2 separate regions of the Homo sapiens genome follow, and region 2 is linked to region 1. A link is an interaction called in ENCODE POLR2A ChIA-PET data of the cell type or tissue named here. Cell type or tissue: B cell. All regions are shown on one strand. Links, peaks and the distances in the headings refer to the core of each region. The heading gives the core; the rest is flanking DNA.

What was found. ChIA-PET counts read pairs that join two places held together with the same protein. Peaks named below come from ENCODE experiments on the same cell type or tissue, not always from the same donor. Only the 100,000 strongest peaks of a DNase experiment are listed, where the experiment ranks them.
Region 2: POLR2A ChIA-PET joins it to region 1 with 13 read pairs; 2 of 35 experiments call an interaction of 5 or more read pairs at or near these places.

Annotation. Positions count from the first base shown.
Region 1 is chr17:30,814,028-30,819,398 of GRCh38, forward strand. The region is part of intron 1 of CRLF3 (cytokine receptor like factor 3); the gene reads right to left. Among named protein-coding and RNA genes, the nearest start is that of CRLF3, 8.0 kb to the right of the region's middle. In B cell, for the core only: no CTCF peak of the experiment used is centred there; no DNase peak of the experiment used is centred there; H3K27ac peaks cover 1,599 bases.
Region 2 is chr17:30,950,628-30,955,998 of GRCh38, forward strand. ADAP2 (ArfGAP with dual PH domains 2) reads left to right here. Exons shown (of 11, transcript NM_018404.3): 8 at 2,661-2,723; 9 at 3,851-3,928. Among named protein-coding and RNA genes, the nearest start is that of RNF135, 18 kb to the right of the region's middle. In B cell, for the core only: no CTCF peak of the experiment used is centred there; DNase peaks (open chromatin) are centred at 2,314, 2,604 and 4,024; H3K4me3 peaks cover 900 bases; H3K27ac peaks cover 3,867 bases.

The DNA.
Region 1 (5,371 bases), core at 242-5,241:
GGGCAGATCACTTGAGGCCAGGAGTTCAAAACCAGCCTGGCCAACACAGTGAAACCTCGTCTCTATTAAAAATACTAAAATTAGCTGGCCTTGGTGGCGCATGCCTGTAATCCCAGATACTCGGGAGGATGAGACAGAAGAATTGCTTGAATCCAGGAGGCAGAGGTTGCAGTGAGCCGAGACTGAGACACTGCACTCCAGCCTGGGTGACAGAGCAAGACTCCGTCTCGAAAAAATAATAATAATAGTAATAACAATAAAAGGCTGTCTTATATTTGTTTGGCTTTTTAGATGACAAATTAGTCATATTCTTTACCAGATTTATAGCAATAAGAATAGTTATCGGCCAGGAGCAGTGTCTCATGCCTGTAATTCCAGCACTTTGTGAGGCCGAGGCAGGCGGATCACCTAAGGTCAGGAGTTGGGAGACCAGCCTGGCCAGTATGGCGAAACCCTGTCTCTACTAAAAATACAAAAAAATTAGCCGAGCGTGGTGGTGGGAGCCTGTAATCCCAGCTACTCAGGAGGCTGAGGCAGGAGAATCGCTTGAACCCGGGAGGCAGAGGTTACGCTGAGCTGAGATCGTGCCACTGCACTCCAGCCTGGGTGACAGAGCAAGACTCCACCTCAAAAAAAAAAAAAATAGTTCTCTATCAAAATTATATACATTACAATCTACACTAAAACAAAATTGCCGGGCATGGTGGCTCATGCCTGTAATCCCAGCACTTTGGGAGCTCGAGGCAGGTGGATCACCTGAGGTCGGGAGTTTGAGACCAGCCTGACCAACATGGTGAAACCCCATCTCTACTAAAAATACAAAATTAGCCGGGTGTGGTGGCACATGCTTGTAATGCCAGCTACTCGGAAGGCTGAAGGAGGAGAATCACTTGAACCCCCGGGAGGCGGAAGTTGCCGTGAGCCAATATTGCGCCATTGCACTCCAGCCTGGGCAACAAGTGCGAAACTCCGTCTTTAAAAAACAAAAAAATCTACACACAAAAACATACCTCTATAACATTCACACACATTTTTTTCTTTCTTTTTTCTTTCTTTCTTTTTTTTTTTTTTTTTTTGAGATGAAGTCTTGCACTATTGCCCAAGCTGGAATGCAGTGGCGCAATCTTGGCTCTGTGCAACCTCTGCCTCCCAGGTTCAAGCAATTCTCCTGCCTCAGCCTCCCGGGTAGCTGGGATTACAAGCACCCACCACCAAGCCTGGCTAATTTTTGAATTTTTAGTAGAGATGGGGTTTCAGCATGTTGGCCAGGCTGGTCTCGAACTCCTGACCTCAGGTGATCCACCCGCCTTGGCCTCCCAAAGTGCTGGGATTACAGGTGTGAGCCATTGCGCCTGGCCAACTTTTTGTATTTTTAGTAGAGATGGGGTTTCACCATGTTGGCCAGGCTGGTCTTGAAACCCTGACCTCAGGTAATCCACCCAACTTGCCATCCCAAAGTGCTGGTATTACAGGAGTAAACCACCCTGCCCGACCAGAAAATGGCTAGTTTCTTCTTTTTTTTTTTTTTTTTTTTGAGATGCAGTCCCACTCTGTTGCCCAGGCTGAAGTGCAGTGGCGCAATCTCGGCTCACTGCAACCTCTAACCCCCAGGTTCAAGTAATTCTCTTGCCTCAGCCTCCTGAGCAGCTGGCATTACAGGCGCACCACCACACCCACCTAACTTTTTTGTATTTTTAGTAGAGACGGGGTTTCACCATGTTGGCCAGGCTGGTCTCGAACTCCTGACCTCAGGTGATCCGCCCGCCTTGGCCTCCCTAAATCCTGGGATTACAGGTGTGAGCCACTGAGCCCGGCCAGAATGGCTTGTTTTAATTCTCCTTGACCTCCTTCTATATTTCTGGGGAGTTTTAAACTCAACCAGCAGCTTTCAGAGTACCATATTTAAAGATGATTTCTGTACATTGGTGTTGTTCAGGAAATAAAAAGTTAAAAAAAAAAAAAAGACAATTTGTAGGCCGGGCATGGTGGCTCACACCTGTAATCCCAACACTCTGGGAGGCCAAGGCGGGCAGATCACGAGGTCAGGAGTTCGAGACCAGCCTGGCAAATATGGTGAAACTCCGTCTGTACTAAAAATAGAAAAACTAGCCGGGCATGGTGGCATGCACCTGTAGTCCCAGCTACTCGGGAGGCTGAGGTGGGAGAATCACTCGAACCCGGAAAGCAGAGGTTGCAGTGAGCCGAGATCGCACCACTGCACTCTAGCGTGGGTGACAGAGCAAGACTCCATCTCAAAAAAAAAAAAAAAAGACAACTTGTAAAAAGATTTATTGGTGAAAAGACTGACTCAAAAACCAATGTAAATATGTGGTCTTTTGCAAACAAATACAGTCAAGCATCACATAATGATGTTTTGGACAATGACAATCACATACATAATGGTAGTCCCATAACATTATATTACTATATTTTTATGTCTTTACTGTATCTTCTTTCTTTCTTTTTTTTTTTTTTTTTTTTAGACAGGGTCTAGTTCTGTTGTCGAGGCTGGAGTACAGTGGTGTGATCATGGCTTACTGCACCCTCAGCCTCCTGGGCTCAATAAATCCTCTCACCTTTGCCTCCCGAGTAGCTGGGACCACAGGCATGCACCACCACACCTGGCTAATTTTTAATTTCTTTGTGGAGATGGGGGTCTCCCTATATTGCCCAGACTGGTCTCAAACTTCTGGGCTCGAGATCTTCCCGTCTTGGCCTCTCAAAGTGCTGGGACTACAAGTGTGAGCCAGCATGCCTACTGCACCTTTTCTATGTTAGATGCACACTTACAGTTATGTTACAACTATCTACAGTATTCAGTATAGTAACATGCTGTACAGACTTGTACCCTAGGAGCAATAGAATATACCATATAGCCTAGGTGTGTAGCAGATGATACCATCTAGGTTTGTACAATGACAAAATCGCCCAATGACACATTTCTGAGAATATATCCCTGTTGTTTTGACTGTATATGTGTGGCTTTTATTTTTACCCCCCTTATTTGCAATTAGTTTTGCTTCCAGTATTTTGGGGTACCAGAATCAATACATTGCAACCTACCACCAACAAATGTTCCTTTAAATATCTACAATAGACTCCACCTCTGTATTAAAAATGAGGCTGTGGGACAGGCACAGTGGCTCACGCTTGTAATCCTAGCACTTTTTGAGGCCGAGGTGGGTGGACAGCCTGAGCTCAGGAGTTCAAGACCAGCATGGGCAATATGGTGAAACCTCCTTCTACTAAAAATACAAAAAATGAGCCGGGTGTGGTGGCATGCGCCTATAATCCCAGCTACTCAGGAGGCTGAGGCAGGAGAATTGCTTGAACCCGGGAGGTGGAGGTTGCAGTGAACCAAGGTGGTGCCACTGCACTCCAGTCTGGGTGACAAAGTGAGACCGTCTTCAAAAAAAAAAGCTTTGCATGGGAAAAATATTCTTGTAAATGCTTATGATGTTACCAAAATTCTTATAATGCTAACAAAATGCTTATAATGTTAATAAAAATTAAAAATTGATACAAAGTTGCATATACAGTAGTCTCTCAACTTTGCAGAATAATATGTATAGAAAGATACATCAAAATGTTAACTGCAGGCCAGGCAGGGTGGCTCAAGCCTGTAATCCCAGCACTTTGGGAGGCCGAGGAAGGTGGATCATGAGGTCAACAGATGGAGACCATCCTGGCCAACGTGGTGAAACCCCATCTCTACTAAAAATACAAAAATTAGCTGGGTGTGGTGGCAGGCGCCTGTAGTCCCAGCTACTCAGGAGGCTGAGGCAGGAGAATGGCTTGAACCCAGGAGGCAGAGGTTGCAATGAGCCGAGATGGCGCCACTGCACTCCAGCATGGCGACAGAGTGAGACTCCATCCCAAAAAAAAAAAAAAAAAAAAAAAGTTAACTGCAGTTGTCTGTAAGTAGTAGGTTATTTTAAAACTATTTCATCTGGGCTGAGTGTGGTGGCTCATGCCTGTAATCCCAGCACTTTGGGAGGCCGAGATGCGCGGATCACCTGAGGTCAGGAGTTTGAGACCAGCCTTCACCATGGTGAAACCCCGTCTCTACTAAAAATACAAAAATTAGCTGGGCGTGGTGGCGGGCACCTGTAATCCCAAGTACTCAGGAGGCTGAGGCAAGAGAATTGCTTGAACCTGGGAGGTGGAGGTTGCAGTGAGCCAAGATTGAGCCATTGCACTCCAGCCTGGGCGACAAGAGCGAAACTTCATTAAAAAAAAAAAATTATTTCATCTGTTCTTGGTTTTCCCTGTATCTGGATTTAACCTTTTCTTAGAATACTATAATAGGGACACTTTAAATACTACTACTGTAACAAATTATACACAGATTTTTGTAGTGTTTTCAAAATGGGTAACAGAAGGGGAAGTGGGAGATAAAAGGAGCAATAATGGCTTTCTTTTCTTTTCCTTTTTTTTTTTTTTTTGAGACAGTTTCACTCCTGTTGCCCAGGCTGGAGTGCAGTGGCATGATCTCGGCTCACCGCAACCTCCGTCTCCTGGGTTCAAGCAATTCTCTTGCCTCAGCCTCCCGAGTAGCTAAGATTACAGGCGCCCACCACCACACCCGGCTAATTTTTGTATTTTTAGTAAAGATAGGTTTTCATCGTATGGGTCAGGCTTGTCTCAAACTCCTGACCTCAGGTGATCCGCCCGCCTCAGCCTCCCAAAATGCTGGGATTACAGGTGTGAGCCACCACGCCTGGCCAACAGCTTTCTTTTCTTTGCTAAGCTACTGAGACTTCCTGTCTTGGTTTTTTGAAATAACTTTTGAGTGTTTTTTTTTTTTTGAGACAGTCTTCTTCTGTTGCTGAGGCTGGAGTGCAGTGGTGCCATCTTGGCTCACTGCAACCTCCATCTCCCAGGTATAAGCAATTCTCCTGCCTCAGCCTCCAGAGTAGCTGGAATTACAGGTGCATTCCACCACACCTGGCTAATTTTTTTTACATTTTTAGTAGAGACAGAGTTTTGCCATGTTGAAGGCTGGTCTCAAACTCCTGATCTCATGTGATCCACCCGCCTCGGCCTCCCAAAGTGCTGGGATTACAGGCGTGAGCCACTGAGCCCAGCCACCAACTAGTATCTTAATTAGGTACCAGGATCTTACCATTTGCTCTTGAAGGAGCAGAGACTTGCTTTTGTCAGTGTCCTGAGAAATACTGAATCAGAATACCAAAAGGTACATGAAAGCCAACATAGTCATTTTATAGAGTGAACTACAACACACAGACTAAAATACTGGCATTTCTCACTGTAGACACCTCCAGTACCTCAACTAATTCCCCTTTGATAATGTACCAAGATGAAGTTTTTGGACTTACAAAGATTAAAGACCAGGCCCTGACTTTGGCAT
Region 2 (5,371 bases), core at 284-5,283, 140 kb after region 1:
TTGAAAGCCTAAATGCTCCTTAATTCCAAGGTTTGTAGGGAGCCAGTTGTCTGGAATAGGGTCCCCTCCAGGCCCAGGGATGTGCTGAGATGGCAGCTCTCTGGGAGCAATTCCAGCAAGGCCCGAGTCAGAGCCCTTGAGTCAGTCTGCTGAGTTTGCACCCAGAACTGGTTAATGCTGGCTCCCATGGGCGGGGAGTGGAGACTGCTGACTGCTGACTATGAGGAGGGAGGACAAAGTGCAGATGCTCAGCCTTATTTAATCTGGGCAAGCTGCCCATCTTTGCTGACATGTGTAAAGGAAATTGCTCTTTGGTCAACATCCTCAATGTTCCCCTGCCTCTCTCATCCACTGTCGGTACCTGATATCCATCCCGTGTCTTTCCTCCCATTTAATGTCTGTGTATGGTGTGAGGTTCTGAGCAATCACCAGGCCTGGCTCAAGCTTTAGGGGTCCACATGTTGGAAACCCAGGGCATCCCAGTGGGGTCTGTGGTCCTGTAATAAATGCATATGGTCTCTTGGACTTCAGAGAAAGTAGGTTTTGTCGCCATGGTGACAGATGAGTGCATCGAGGCTCAGAGAGGTGAGGTGACTTGCCTAGGTGATAGTACCTACTTTCTAGGGCTATTGTGAGACTCCAGCGAGCCAAGGCATCAGAAGTACAGGAAGCAGTGCTCCAGCCATGTGACTTTCCTTTTTTTCCCAATGGTTTCCCTAGGCCTCTGCTTGCTCTGTGCTGGCTCAAATTCCGAATATTGAGCAGTTCGGGACTCCATCTGTTTTCTCCAAATGGAACAATTAAAGCCTAGTGAATGTATTTTAAGAGAAGGGGAGTAGTACAGTTTATATCTTGTTTCTTACATTAAAAATTTTTTTTTAATTTTTTATAGAGATGATGTCTCACTTATGTTGCCCAGGCTGGTCTCGAACTTCTGGCCTCAAGCAATCCTCCTACCTCGGCCTCCCAAAGTGCTGGGATTACAGGTGTGAGCCACTGCATCTGACCAATATTTTCTTTTCTTTTCTTTTTTTTTTTTTTTTTTTGAGACAGAGTCTCGCTCTTTCGCCCAGGCCAGAGTGCAGTGGCGCCATCTTGGCTCACTGCAAGCTCCGCCTCCCAGGTTCACGCCATTCTCCTGCCTCAGCCTCCCGAGTAGCTGGGACTACAGGCGCTCGCCACTGCACCCGGCTACTTTTTTGTATTTTTAGTGGAGACGGGGTTTCACCGTGTTAGCCAGGATGGTCTCGATCTCCTGACCTCGTGATCCACACGCCTCGGCCTCCCAAAGTGCTGGGATTACAGGCGTGAGCCACTGCGCCTGGCCTAATATTTTCATTTTTGGCTCACAAATTTCCCCCTTTTAAACTTCCCATAGCTGTTCCCCAGACCTCACTTCCCCTGTGCCTCTGCCCTGGGCCCTGGAGCTCTGGAGAAGCCTCTCTGTTCTTTGAAGCCTGGACTGTCATTTGAAGCTCTAGACTTTCCAGGTTGATGCCTAGGAGCATAGGAGGCCATCATCAACCCCTGGAAACATCTCTGGGCGTAGGCTGCCAGGCTGGAAGGGATGCTGGGGATCACATGATCCAGGCTGTTTATCACACAGGGGAGACATAAGGCCTCGAGAGACAGAAGGTCTTAACAAAGGTAATGCAGCTGATGGAGGCCAGAACTGGAATTAGAACCAGGTCTCCCGACTTCTGCTTCAGAACTTTCTCTGTCCACTCTGGCATCATTTTCTTTTCTTTTTTGTTTTGTTTTGTTTTGAGATGGAGTCTCCCTCTGTCACCCAGACTGGAGTGCAGTGGCACTATCTCAGCTCACTGCAACCTCTGCCTCCCAAGTTCAAGGGATTCTCTTGCCTCAGCCTCCTGAGTAGCTGGGATTACAAGCGCGTGCCACCATGCCCAGCTAATTTTTATATTTTTGGTAAAGGTGGGGTTTCGCCATGTTGGCCAGGCTAGTCTCAAACTCCTGGCCTCAAGTGATCTGCCTGCCTTGACCTCCCAAAGTGCTGGGATTACAGGTGTGAGCCACTGCACCCAGCCTCTGGCCATTATTTTCTTGTTGCTTGGTGTCAGAATCCTGACCAGGCCTTTCCCAAGGTCCTGCTCAGAGGGCCCTGGCATATTTATACTTTAGCACCTAGTGTAGTGGTAGGAGTACAGTCTAGTGTCATTGGCCCTGGGCCTGAATCTCAGCTCTTTGTGCTACCAGTGATGTGACTTTGGGAAAATCCCCAGCCCCTTCTCTGTGGCCTGGTTTCTTCAGATGTGTAATGAGGCTGGTGATACCCACCTCGCAGGGTGATTGAGAATTGCACCTGGAGCCTGATGCAAAGTGGACCCTCAGAACATGTTGCCTGACACCAAGAGGGTCTCTGCAGAGCCTTGCCTATGTCCACACCCTGGGGTTACTGAAGGAATCCTTAAACCAAAACTCGGCCGTGCCACTAAGCTCTGCAAACATCTGGGGTGCTGTCGACTGGCTTTGTTGAAATATTAATATTATGACCATTGCACTTTCCAAATATAATACTGTGAGCCATGAGCGTACATCCTTCCCCATTTCAAACTTCCCCTTTGTCGGGAGCCAAGCTCGGCGGGAACCTGGAGCCTTGGGGTGTGAGTTGGGGGTCAGTGTCTGTCTCTCTTCCCCAGCTCGTGCCATTCCTCACCAGGAACTACCTCAAACAAGGCTTCATGGAAAAGACTGGGCCAAAGGTACCTTCTATCACTCCCTGGGGAACTTAATATGGTTTAATGTATATAGAAGGTTTCATGTGTTTATGGGATGATTGTTAAGAGGACAGTGAAAGGTGTTAGGCCAAGCTTGTCCAACCCACAGCCCATGGGCCACATGCAACCCAGGACGGCTTGGAATGATGCCCAACAGAAATTCATAAACTTTCTTTTTTAAATTTTTTTGAGACAGAGTCTTGCTCTGTCACCCAGGCCAGAGTACAGTGGTGTGATCTCGGCTCACTGCAACCTCCGCCTCCCAGATTCAAGCGATTCTCCTGCCTCAGACTCCTGAGTAGCTGGGATTACAGGTGCCCACCACCATGCCCGGCTAATTTTTGTAATTTTAGTAGAGATGGGGTTTCACCATGTTGGCCAGGCTGGTCTCGAACTCCTGACCTCAAGCGATCTGCCCACCTCAGCCTCCCAAAGTGCTGGGATTACAGGCATGAGCCACCATGCCCAGCCAAATTCGTGAACTTTCTTAAAACATTATGAGATATTTTTGCGATTTTTTTTTTTTGGCTCATCAGCTATCATTAGTGTTAGTGTATTTTATGTGTGGCCCAAGACAATTCTTCCAATGTGGCCCAGGGAAGGCAAGAGATTGGATATTCCTGTGTTAGGCAATCATGAAAGCAAGCCTTGGGCAGGTGGAAAAAGCAGTCAAAGGGTTGTTTTCAGAGAGGCGCAGCCCCTCCGCCTGGTTCTTGTTGCTGGGCTTTCTCTCCCTGACCTAGGTTAGAATTTGGCCAAGGCCAGCACTTTCAGCCTTGCCAAGCAGTAGCCACTTCTGATTTTTTCCAACTTCCTTTCCGGCTTCTTTGTCTACAGCCTGAAAAAGAGGAAGGTGCCTCTTCCAAGTTGAGGCAGCAGGGTGAAGCTGGCAAAGGGTATGGTGGGGTTGGAAGGGGAATGGGCAGAACCTTCAGAGCCTGAGGGCTCCTATCCAGGCCCCAGGGAGAAGCACTAGGATGTCTGACTGAGGAGGCTGGGCTGGAGAACCAGTGGGACTGGCCAGCTCCTTTGGTTTGGGCTGGGCTGGCCCCTGACCTCTATCCTCAGAAACTGACCTGGTCATCTGTGGTAAGAAGTTCCCTCTTTTGCAGCAGAAAGAACCTTTCAAGAAAAGGTGGTTCGCCCTGGATTGCCATGAGCGGAGGCTGCTCTATTACAAGAACCCACTGGTAAGAGCCACTCCTGCTCCCTCCCCAGGGCTTCCTCAAACATTGCTGGGTGGTGCTTGTCTGGAACTATGTGAAAGCTACAGATAAACACATCTCCCAGAGCCCCAGAGCTAGAGAAACCTTGAGAGGAAAACCTCTACCCCTTGTTTTTGTTTCTCTTGAGTAATCTCCTATGGCATGAAGCTTCTCCTCGCTTTCAGGAAGTCTATTATGAGTATCCAAAATGCTGCCCATGGTAGTTAAATATGGTGTATCTCTTCCTCTAGTCTCCAGGGCTCACTTCTAACCAAGAGGCCGTGATGTGTAGTAGTTAGGAGTGTGGTGGACTCTAGAACCCCACCGTCTGGGCTCTGGTCTCAGCCCTGCCACTTGTAGTAGTGTTGCCTTGAGCCGTGTACTTAGTGCTCTGTGCCTCGGTTTCCTCCTCTGAAAAACAGGCTTAATAAGAATGCCTTCCCCAGAGGTTGCCATGATGGTTATTTAAGTTACTATATATAAAGCATTGTAATTCCTGATGCTGATTTTAATAAGTGCTCCGTAAATGTTAGGTATCACTTATTTTTTTTTTTTTAGAGACAGAGTCTCTCTCTGTCACCCAGGCTGGAATGCAGTGGCACAATCACAGCTCATTGCAACCTTGAACTTCTGGGCCCAAGTTATCTTCCTGCCTCAGCCTCCTAAGTAGCTCAGAATACAGGCATGCATCACCATGCCCAGCTAATTAAAAAAAAAAAATTTAGGGCTGGATGTGCTGCCTTTTGTCTGTAATCCCAGCACTTTGGGAGGCTGAGACAGGAGGATCGCTTGAGCCCAGAAGTTCGAGACCAGCCTGTGCAACATAGTGAGATCCCATCTCTACAAGAAACTTAAGGCCAGGCACGGTGGCTCACATCTGTAAACCCAGCATTTTGGAAGGCTGAGGCGGGGCAGATCACGAGCTCAGGAGTTCGAGACTAGCCTAACCAACATGGTGAAACCCTGTCTCTACTAAAAATACAAAAATTAGCCGGACGTGGTGGTGCGTGCCTGTAAGCCCAGCTACTCAGGAGGCTGAGGCAGGAGAATCGCTTGAAACCGGGAGGCAGAGGGTGCAGAGGGTGCATGCCATTGCACTCCAGCCTGGGTGCAGAGTGAGACTCCGTCTCAAAAAAAAAAAAAGAAAGAAAAAAAAAGAAACTTAAAAATTAGTCAGGTGTGGTGGTGCATGCCTGTAGTCCTAGCTGCTTGGGAGGCTGAGGTGGGAGGATTGCCTGAGCCTGGGAGGTTGAGGCTGGGATGAGCCATGATTGTGCCACTGCACTTCCAGCCTGGGTGACAGAGTGAGGCCCTGTCTCCAAAAACAATTCATAATAATAATTAATAATTTTTTTTTGTAGAGAAGGGGTCTCACTATGTTGTCCCGGTTGGTCTCATATTCCTGGCCTCAGGCAATCCTCTGCCTTG